Regions from separate parts of the Homo sapiens genome. Here all the other regions are linked to region 2. Evidence: chromatin contacts called from ENCODE Hi-C or POLR2A ChIA-PET data. All regions are on one chromosome and are shown on one strand. Each heading gives the region's core, a stretch centred on a gene start or an enhancer-like site at or near the end of the contact. The rest is flanking DNA. Distances are from core to core; before and after follow the strand shown. Region 1 overlaps LOC105378977 (a long non-coding RNA gene). Region 2 overlaps LOC124900981 (a long non-coding RNA gene). Region 3 has its middle 66 kb from the start of LINC01948.

What was found. A loop is a pair of places that touch in the nucleus more often than their neighbours do. ChIA-PET counts read pairs that join two places held with the same protein, here RNA polymerase II (POLR2A). Pooled maps may share reads with other maps.
Region 1: a loop to region 2 is called in a pooled map, with 4 times the contacts of the local background. The contact joins two enhancer-like sites. A Hi-C loop is called at or near these places in 1 of 37 single-sample maps with no recorded cell type and 2 of 50 pooled maps. POLR2A ChIA-PET finds 5 or more read pairs at or near these places in 1 of 52 experiments (activated CD4-positive, alpha-beta T cell).
Region 3: a map with no recorded cell type shows a loop between it and region 2 (5-fold over the local background). The contact joins two enhancer-like sites. A Hi-C loop is called at or near these places in 2 of 37 single-sample maps with no recorded cell type and 3 of 50 pooled maps.

Annotation. Positions count from the first base shown.
Region 1 is chr5:56,327,681-56,330,380 of GRCh38, forward strand. All of the region lies in intron 2 of LOC105378977 (a long non-coding RNA gene), which reads left to right. Among named protein-coding and RNA genes, the nearest start is that of ANKRD55, 96 kb to the left of the region's middle. Within about 2 kb of position 1,376, at least 8 of the 41 ENCODE cell types and tissues checked have a DNase peak (open chromatin) inside an H3K27ac peak, as active enhancers do.
Region 2 is chr5:57,031,896-57,034,595 of GRCh38, forward strand. The region is part of intron 1 of LOC124900981 (a long non-coding RNA gene); the gene reads left to right. Among named protein-coding and RNA genes, the nearest start is that of MIER3, 81 kb to the left of the region's middle. Within about 2 kb of position 1,381, at least 2 of the 41 ENCODE cell types and tissues checked have a DNase peak (open chromatin) inside an H3K27ac peak, as active enhancers do.
Region 3 is chr5:56,414,093-56,416,792 of GRCh38, forward strand. No RefSeq gene overlaps it. Among named protein-coding and RNA genes, the nearest start is that of LINC01948, 66 kb to the right of the region's middle. RefSeq lists an enhancer at 1,243-1,292. Within about 2 kb of position 1,384, at least 16 of the 41 ENCODE cell types and tissues checked have a DNase peak (open chromatin) inside an H3K27ac peak, as active enhancers do.

The DNA.
Region 1 (2,700 bases), core at 126-2,625, 700 kb before region 2:
GCATTCTATCAAATTTGTTTCCTGTTCCTTTACTCCAGTGAGTCTCTGCAGGTACCCAGAATTCTGCTAAAATTTGGCATCATCAAGGAACAAAACCTTCACTCATGTTATTGCGATAACTTTATAACTTCTCTTTTCCTTATGCCCCATCCAAACCATCCTCTACACTTAAGCACAAGTGAATTTTTAAAAACACAAATCTGAAAGTGTAACTCCCCTGCCTAAACCTTCCACTGGCTTGCTATTGCTGTTGTACTTAAGATAAAACCTCAAGTCTGCCACATGGTCTGGCTGTTGCCGACCTCCCCAGGCACTCTGCGTGCCGCTCTCCCCACCACTCTCCGCCCTCCTTTCCACCCTCTGTTCTGGCTATGAGTCTTCAAGTAAGTCATTCATTCATGTACATATAGTATAAGTATGTATGTATGTAGACATATACGGAAGCAGATAACCAAGTTAGATATCCGTTTGACTAGAAAGCTCTTTCCCCTGTAATGTGTATGCCTAACTGCAATTTTTTGTTCTTCTGACACACACAGAAGCCTTCTCAGACTCTCTCCCTTTAATTATGTTCCCCTTATTAATTTTTCATAATTCTCATAACATTATTTTCACCTTAATAGCTCTTACTACAAATTATATGTGTGTGTATGATTCATGTGTATATATATATATTCATATTAAAAGATCAATTAGTGTTAGCTTTTAAACTAATGTAAGAGTCTTTAGAAACAGGCAAACAGATTAGAAACACTTTTCTTCCTTTTTTACTTCCTTCCTTTTCTTTTTTCCTTCTCTTTGCTTTGTTCTTTTCTCTTTTTTTTTTTAAATACAGGCATAAATATAGAAGGGAGGATCATATATATGTGTGTGTGTGTGTGTGTGTGTGTGTGTGTGTGTATATATATATATATATGTATATGAATCATAGTTTGCCTTTTTGCTCCTCCACTAAATTGTTAGCTCTAAGAAGTGGGACATGTATGCTTTGTTCTCTGCAGTAAATTCAGTTCCCCAACCCCAGATATTCTGGGATTTGATTGGTCAGGGGTGGGGTGGGGTCTGAGCACCGGCCTTTACTGAAAGTTCCTCACATGGTTCTCATGTACAGCCAAGTGGAGACCTGTTTATCTAACCCACCTTCATCATTTTAAGAAGGAAGGAGCTGAGGCCCAGAGAGGTCACCTGACTTGGTCAAGGTCTCTTGGAGCTGGCTATAAGCAGATTGAGACAAGGACTCAGTTCTTTTAGGGCCTGGTCTCTTTGCACACTATAATGTCCCTTCACTTAAGTTGGAGAAGCTTTATCACTGAGTAGAGAGAGGTTTCTTTCATATTTTTGCATTCTTGGAGGATGACTAACTCATGCTTGTTAGCCTGGGACTTTCCAGGTTTTAGCGCTTTAGGTCCTGTGGGTCTCAGGTAAAGGAAACAAAAATATGCCACTCCAAAATATACTTCTTTGGTATATTTTGATATGACTATTCACAGGAACTGCAAACCACAGGAAAAGCTTTGAAAAGCTGTCTTTTGGGGAGGCGGGGAGATTTGCATCTGTAGAGGAAATCTACATTAGTGAAATGAAGTTAACAGCAGACACAAACAGGGTTTTATAAGGCCTCCCTTATCCAGACCTAGGAAAGATTAAATCACAGGAAAGAGGGACTAAAGTTCTGACACTTCAAAAGGTCTGACAGATAAAGTTTTACCACATAAGAGCAGGATACTGTCTGTTCTTTCCGAGGGCTGCTATCCATGGGGCTCTATCTGCATAACAAGATAGCCTTTGCTCACCATGCCTTTTCTCCCCTCTTCCTCCAATAACTTGTCTTGCCATGCCCCAAGCCTCTATTCCTTGCTGTATGGTATATAACCTTCAGCCATCTGGCTTTCCATTGAGTCTCATACTTTGTGTGTGGCTTCTGTGTCCATATGCACATTAATAAAATTTGTACACTTTTTTTTCCCTGTGAATCTGCCTATTGTTAGTTTGTTTTATAGACTCAAATTATTTAAACTTCAGAAGCAAGAGCGAAGGAAATTCTCTTCATCCCTACCCAGGCAAGCTGAGATGGTTGACATCACTGTTTGCACAATCACTAAGTCCAGGTTAGGAAAGAGAAGCAATGCCATACGGTGATTGAAACCCAAATTCTAAAGCTAGACTCACCTAGGTTTGAACCGTGACTTGTCAATTAGATGATGACCTCAGGCAAGCTTCAGTTTCTTTATGTGTAAGAAGGGAGAAATAATGTTGTATGCCTTAAACAGTTGTTGTGAAGATGAAATTAGCTAATATTTGTAAAGCACTTAGCACAAAACATTGTTCATAGTAAAAGATCAATTATGGTTAGCTTTTAAATTGATGTAAGAGTCTTTAGAAATGGATAAAATGATAGATATACTTTTCTCCCTTTTTTCTTTCCTTCCTTTTTCTCTTTCCTTCTCTTTGTTCTTTTTTCTTTTTAAAATGCAGGTGTAAATATAGAAGGGAGATGTGTTTCTGAAGGTCTAGCAATTGCTAGAGCACTAAAATACCTCTTTTTTTTTTTTTTTAACCAGCGCTCATTACTGTCTGTCAACTCTAAATGCCACCCAGACATTTCTAGGTAGTGCAATTTTGCCCTGCCAAGTGAAAGCATTTCATGACGCTCAATCATTAGGCAGCTATTTAAAACAATTTTCTTTCAGAGCTTCTCCT
Region 2 (2,700 bases), core at 131-2,630:
TCCATTCTCCTAATGATGCACATTCATGGCAAGTGACAAGTCTAATGTGCTCAGCTGGACCTAGTCATAATCTCTCTGAACCCCTTAGGTACAGCCCCGTGACTTCCCAGTTGCCAAATATTTTCATCTCCCTTACCATGAGCATCTGGTTTCAGATGCATGGTTAAAGATATGACCAGACAGACAGAGAAGCACCTCAGCAGAGCTTCCTAAAACACCTTCAGGATGGCAGGCATTGTGTATGCTCAATCTGCTGCTGCTATTATTAGAGTCACTTCATACTGACTAAGCTGTTATTGAGGAAGAAGTGGATTAAGACTTATGGAGTCTGAGTGGTAAATGCATGATGCAGGGCTTTTAGGGCAAGATCGGTGGCATGCAGTTTTATTCAGCACCACACCTCAAATGCTCAGCAGGGCAACCTGTGTTAAGGGCACTCTCTAAGCAGCAACCAGGCAGTTCAAATGTTTGAATGACTCATCCTAATTGACCTTCTACTGCAGTCCAACCAGCCTCAGGGATGGGCAGTCTGGCAGCATGGTGCCACAAGATAGGAAGCATGGAGCAAAGGAGGGGAAGCAAGGCAGCTGACAAATGTCCACAGACTGGGCAGATGAGTCACATTGTCCCCCTGTGCCTCTGCTTCCCCATGAAGTTCAGGGACAAGAACACCTGCCTCCTATTTGTCTTCTGAGGTTGTTTTGAGGACTGGAGATAATGTTGGCCAACTGCTTAGAACTCTGAAAATTGCTAGAGCAGAAATACAAATGGAATGTCAAATCACAGTGGACATTTTGAACCCTAGCCTCTCCAATAGATAGAGGTGTGCCATTTAAGTCTTTAATTAATGCAATGTCATTACATGACAACCTAACTAGTAATTAGAGAGCCGTTAGATACAAAAAACTCAACTAAATTGTGATGTGGCTGCTTCTCAAGTAGAGTCCTTATAGATGGGGGCAGAGAAAGAAAGAGCCCTTGAGAGGTGCATGCTGGACACTGTAATTTTTTGTAAATGGTATCTGTTCAGAGTGGGTATGGAAGAAGAGCCCAGACCAGGTGCGGTGGCTCACGCCTGTAATCCCAGCACTTTGGGAGGCTGAGGTGGGTGGGTCATTTGAGGTCCAGAGTTCAAGACCAGCCTGGCCAAACCTGTCTCTACTAAAAATACAAAAATTAGCCAGGTGTGGTGGCGTGCACCTGTAGTCTCAGCTACTCAGGAGGCTGAGGCAGGAGAATCACTTGAACCCAGGAGGCAGAGGTTGCAGTGAGCTGAGATCTTAAAAAAAAAATAAAAAGAGGAAAGAAGATCCCACCACATTCCAACAGAGACAGCTGATGACAATCTACTTGATACTTGAGTTGGATCCAGAGTGGGGTGTGTACCTGCTGGCCATTTGCCATGGATCTGACTCATGGACCTGACCTGTGCCCAAGTGAACAGGGAGCAGCACTGTGGGCAAAAAGCACACCCAAGTGAAGTCCCTAGATAGAGGTGGCTTCTCCAGAGAGAGAATAAATAATGAATAAGAAAATTAGATATCTGGGCTTCATTTATTCCTACAGGAAACAGAAAAGAAAAATTGAGAAAAATTTACATCCTTAGAAGACTGCAAAGTAACTCACCTCTCTGAAGCAGAATCAGAAAACCATAGAACAGGTTGAGGTGGAAAGGCAATGGAATGAAAGGAAAAGGGAGATGAACTCGGATAGCAGAGTTAAAATTCATAATAGAGATAATGAGGAACAGAATTGGCAATGTGATGTCACCTTTCTCAAGGCAGTTTAGAACATGTTGCTGGGCATGGTGACACGTGCTTGTAGTCCTAGATACTTGGGAGACTCAGCTGGGAGGATTGCTTGAGCCTAGAAGTTCAAGACCAGCCTGGGCAACAAAAAAGAACATGTATTAATGTACTTAAATACATATGTGGCCTTTTACCCAACAAGTCATTTCTAAAAATTTAATAAGAGGAAATAGCAGTACAAATTTGCAATGATATAATATATGGAATGTTAATCAGGGCTTTTACAGTAGAAAAATCAAACAGAAAAGAACCTGAGTGTCCACCAATAGAGAAGTAGTTAAATAAATTATGGTATTAAAAGATCATAATATTAATATGAAAATAATATGAAGCAACTATTAAACTAATTTATTTAGCACAGAAAGATATTTATTTAGCACATGCTATGTTATTAAAGAGATATAATGCAGGAAACAAAATAATACATAGAGTAAGATAGTGTTGTTTTTTTTTTTTAAAGTCTATGTGTGTATGAAGCATAGAAAAAGAAGTCCAGGCTGGGTGCGATGGCTCATGCCTGTAATCTCAGCACTTTGAGAAGCTGAGGTGGGAGGATCTCTTCAGCTCAGGAGTTCAAGACCAGTTTGGGCAACATAAGAAAACTTTGTCTGTACGAAAAATAAAAAATTAGCTGGGTGTGGTGGCACGCACTGTAGTGCTAGCTACTCAGGAGGCTAAGGTGGGAGAATTGCCTAAGCCCAGAAGGTTCAGGGTACAGTGAACCATGATTGCACACTGCACTCCAGCCTAGGCAACAAAGCAAGACCCTGTCTGAAAAAGAAGGAAAAGAAAGCAAAGCAAAACAAGAAAGCAAGGAAGGAAGAAAGAAAGGAAGAAAGGAAGAAAGGAAGGAAGTCTGGAAAGACTGCATTGTTCACTTTTGCTGCATAAC
Region 3 (2,700 bases), core at 134-2,633, 620 kb before region 2:
CATTTTGTAAACCATTGAGTGAGTTTTGAATAAGGTTAGCGACAGAACCAAATAATTTTTTAATTTGCAAGAAATGTTCTGCTACTCTGCAGAACTGTTCTTCCCTGCACCCATCTAATTGTGAAATTCTTGCAAGGCTTCAAGTCAGGAAGCATTTCAAATAGAAAGAGGAACTTTAAAAAATGTGCCCCTGGGGAAAGATTTTCCCCCTTCTCCTCCCCGAAAAGGACTCATAATTCATTTCAGCTGCTTTGTATTTTCATGGCATCATTTTTTTAAATAGCAATAGAAAATTGAGACTTTATGGGAGAGGCATCAAATATAGGGCTAAATGTTATTTTGTCTTGGTAAGGCCTAGCACAGGATTTTATTAGCTGCTGATATTTTGTGGGAATCCTGAAATATCTAAATTAATTGTCTTCTTTAAACATTTTTTTTTTTTTCTGAGACAGGGTCTTGCTCTGTCTTCCAAGCTGGAGTGCAGTGGTGTGATCATGGCTTACTGCAGCTTTGACCTCCTAGGCTCAGATGATCCTCTGGCCTCAGTCTCCTGAGTAGCTGGGACCAGAGGCATGCACCATTACACTCAGCTACATTTTAAAATATTTTTTGTAGAAACATGTTTTTGCTATGTTGCCCAGGCTGATTTTGAACTCCTGAGCTAAAGCAATCCTACCACCTAGGATTTTCAAAGTGCTGGGATTACAGGCATGAGCCACTATGCCACCGCGCCAGTACATGGATCTCTGTACTTGCCTGGGCAAGGGGGTGAGAATCTGTCTCTACAAAAAAAGTTTTTAAAAATTAGCTGGATGCAGTAGCACACACCTGTAGTTCCAACTACTCAGGAGGCTGAGGAAGGAGGATCCCTACAGCCCAGGAGCTCGAGGCTACAGTGAGCTATGATTATGCCACTGCACTCTAGCCTGAGCCACAGAGCAAGACCCTGTTTCTAAAAAAAAAAAAAAGATATTGGGGTCAACCATCACTCCTAGTCTCTCCATGCATGAGAAACTTCACCTCTAATATAACTCCTTATAGTAGGTTCTCCGACACAAAGTAGTTCTTCAGTAAAGAAAGCCAGTTGCCTTTGCCCCGTGGCTGTCTCACTATGGACCTTTGCCGCCTGTGCTATCCGAAATCCTCTGATGCTCTTTAGTCACTCTGGTTTAGCCTCCTGCTATTAAGGCTGACTGTCCCCAAACCCACAGTAATGAAATATTGGTCATTAATATATTGTTAAGTCGTGGCAGCCCCTGCATCAATATTAAATAATTATGGTGTGCTTGAGTGCTTACCATGTCCTAGGTCGCTGACAGGGTATGATCGACCAATAAGACTGAGACAGGAACTACAGCCATCACCCCATTTCCCATGACAAACAGCAGGGCTCTGAGACTGATGAAACTTGCCCCCAGGAGAAAAGAGGAAGCAGCAATTGGGCCACGCCTCTCTACAGAGTTCTTCCAGTTGTTGACTCTAAACTTCTCACCCCCAAGAAAGTTTCACAGAGAAGTAGATTGCACAGTCTTAACACCAGCCTGAGCCTTGGGTCCAGCTTCTTATCTGCAGTCCAGTCTACTTCTCAGGAATGTCTTTCTAGGCCATTGTTTACATTATTTCAAAACCAAGGAGCTATGAAATTTCTGAGAGTCCTAAGCCTGGAACCTAAAGATTGCAATTCAAGGCCAGAATTTGCCTTGTTGTCACTGTCAACTCACTCTTCTCTTTATTATCTGCTAGCTTTGAGGGCTTTTGAATTCTTAAGACACATCTTAACTCTTTTCTTGGAGCTTTTAACATTTTCAGATTTTTAAAAATAGTTTTGTTCTTTCTTTGTCCTTAGATATCTAGTAATGCTTTCTCAGACTCGGTCAAGTTAACTCTTCTGGGATTTCATTGTTTTAACTGGCACACTGTGGGAGGTCAGTGTGTGTGTGTGTGTGTGTGTGTGTGTGTGTGTGTGTGTGTGTATGTATAAAACAGACATCAAAGGTTTCAGGAATTATTGGTCCTGTCAAAATTCTGAGTAGCTCAGCTCATATTTACTCATGCACCTTACTCTTCCAGCTCGTCTGCACTTCTTCCTTCTGGTTCTTATGTTGGCAGGTGTATTAGTAAGGGTTCCCTGGAGGGACATAACTAATAGGATATTATATATATAAAGGGGAGTTTATTAAGTATTAACTAACATGATCATAAGGTCCCACAATAGGCTATTTGCAAGCTTGAGGAGCAAGGAGGGCCAGTCCCAGTCTCAAAACTGAAGAACTTGGAGTCCAGTGTTTGATGGCAGGAAGCATCCAGCACGGGAGAAAGATGTAGGCTGGGAGGCTAGGCCAGTCTTGCCTTTTCACGTTTTTCTGTCTGCTTAGCCAGACAGAAAATTAGCCAGCAGCTGATTAGATTGTGACCACCAGATTAAGGGTGGGTCTGCCTTCCCCAGTCCACTGACTCAAATGTTAATCTCCTTTGGCAACACCCTCGTAGACACACCCAGGATCAATACTTTGCATTCTTCAATCCAATCAAGTTGACATTCAGTATTAACCATCACAGCAGGGCAAGAGAACACACAACATGATATTATCACAATATTTTTACCACAGCAAACTTAAGGTACCCCATCCACACAGATGCCTGTCAAAATAAAACAGAAAAGGGAATAGGAAGCAGGGGATGAGGAGTTAATTTCTTTTA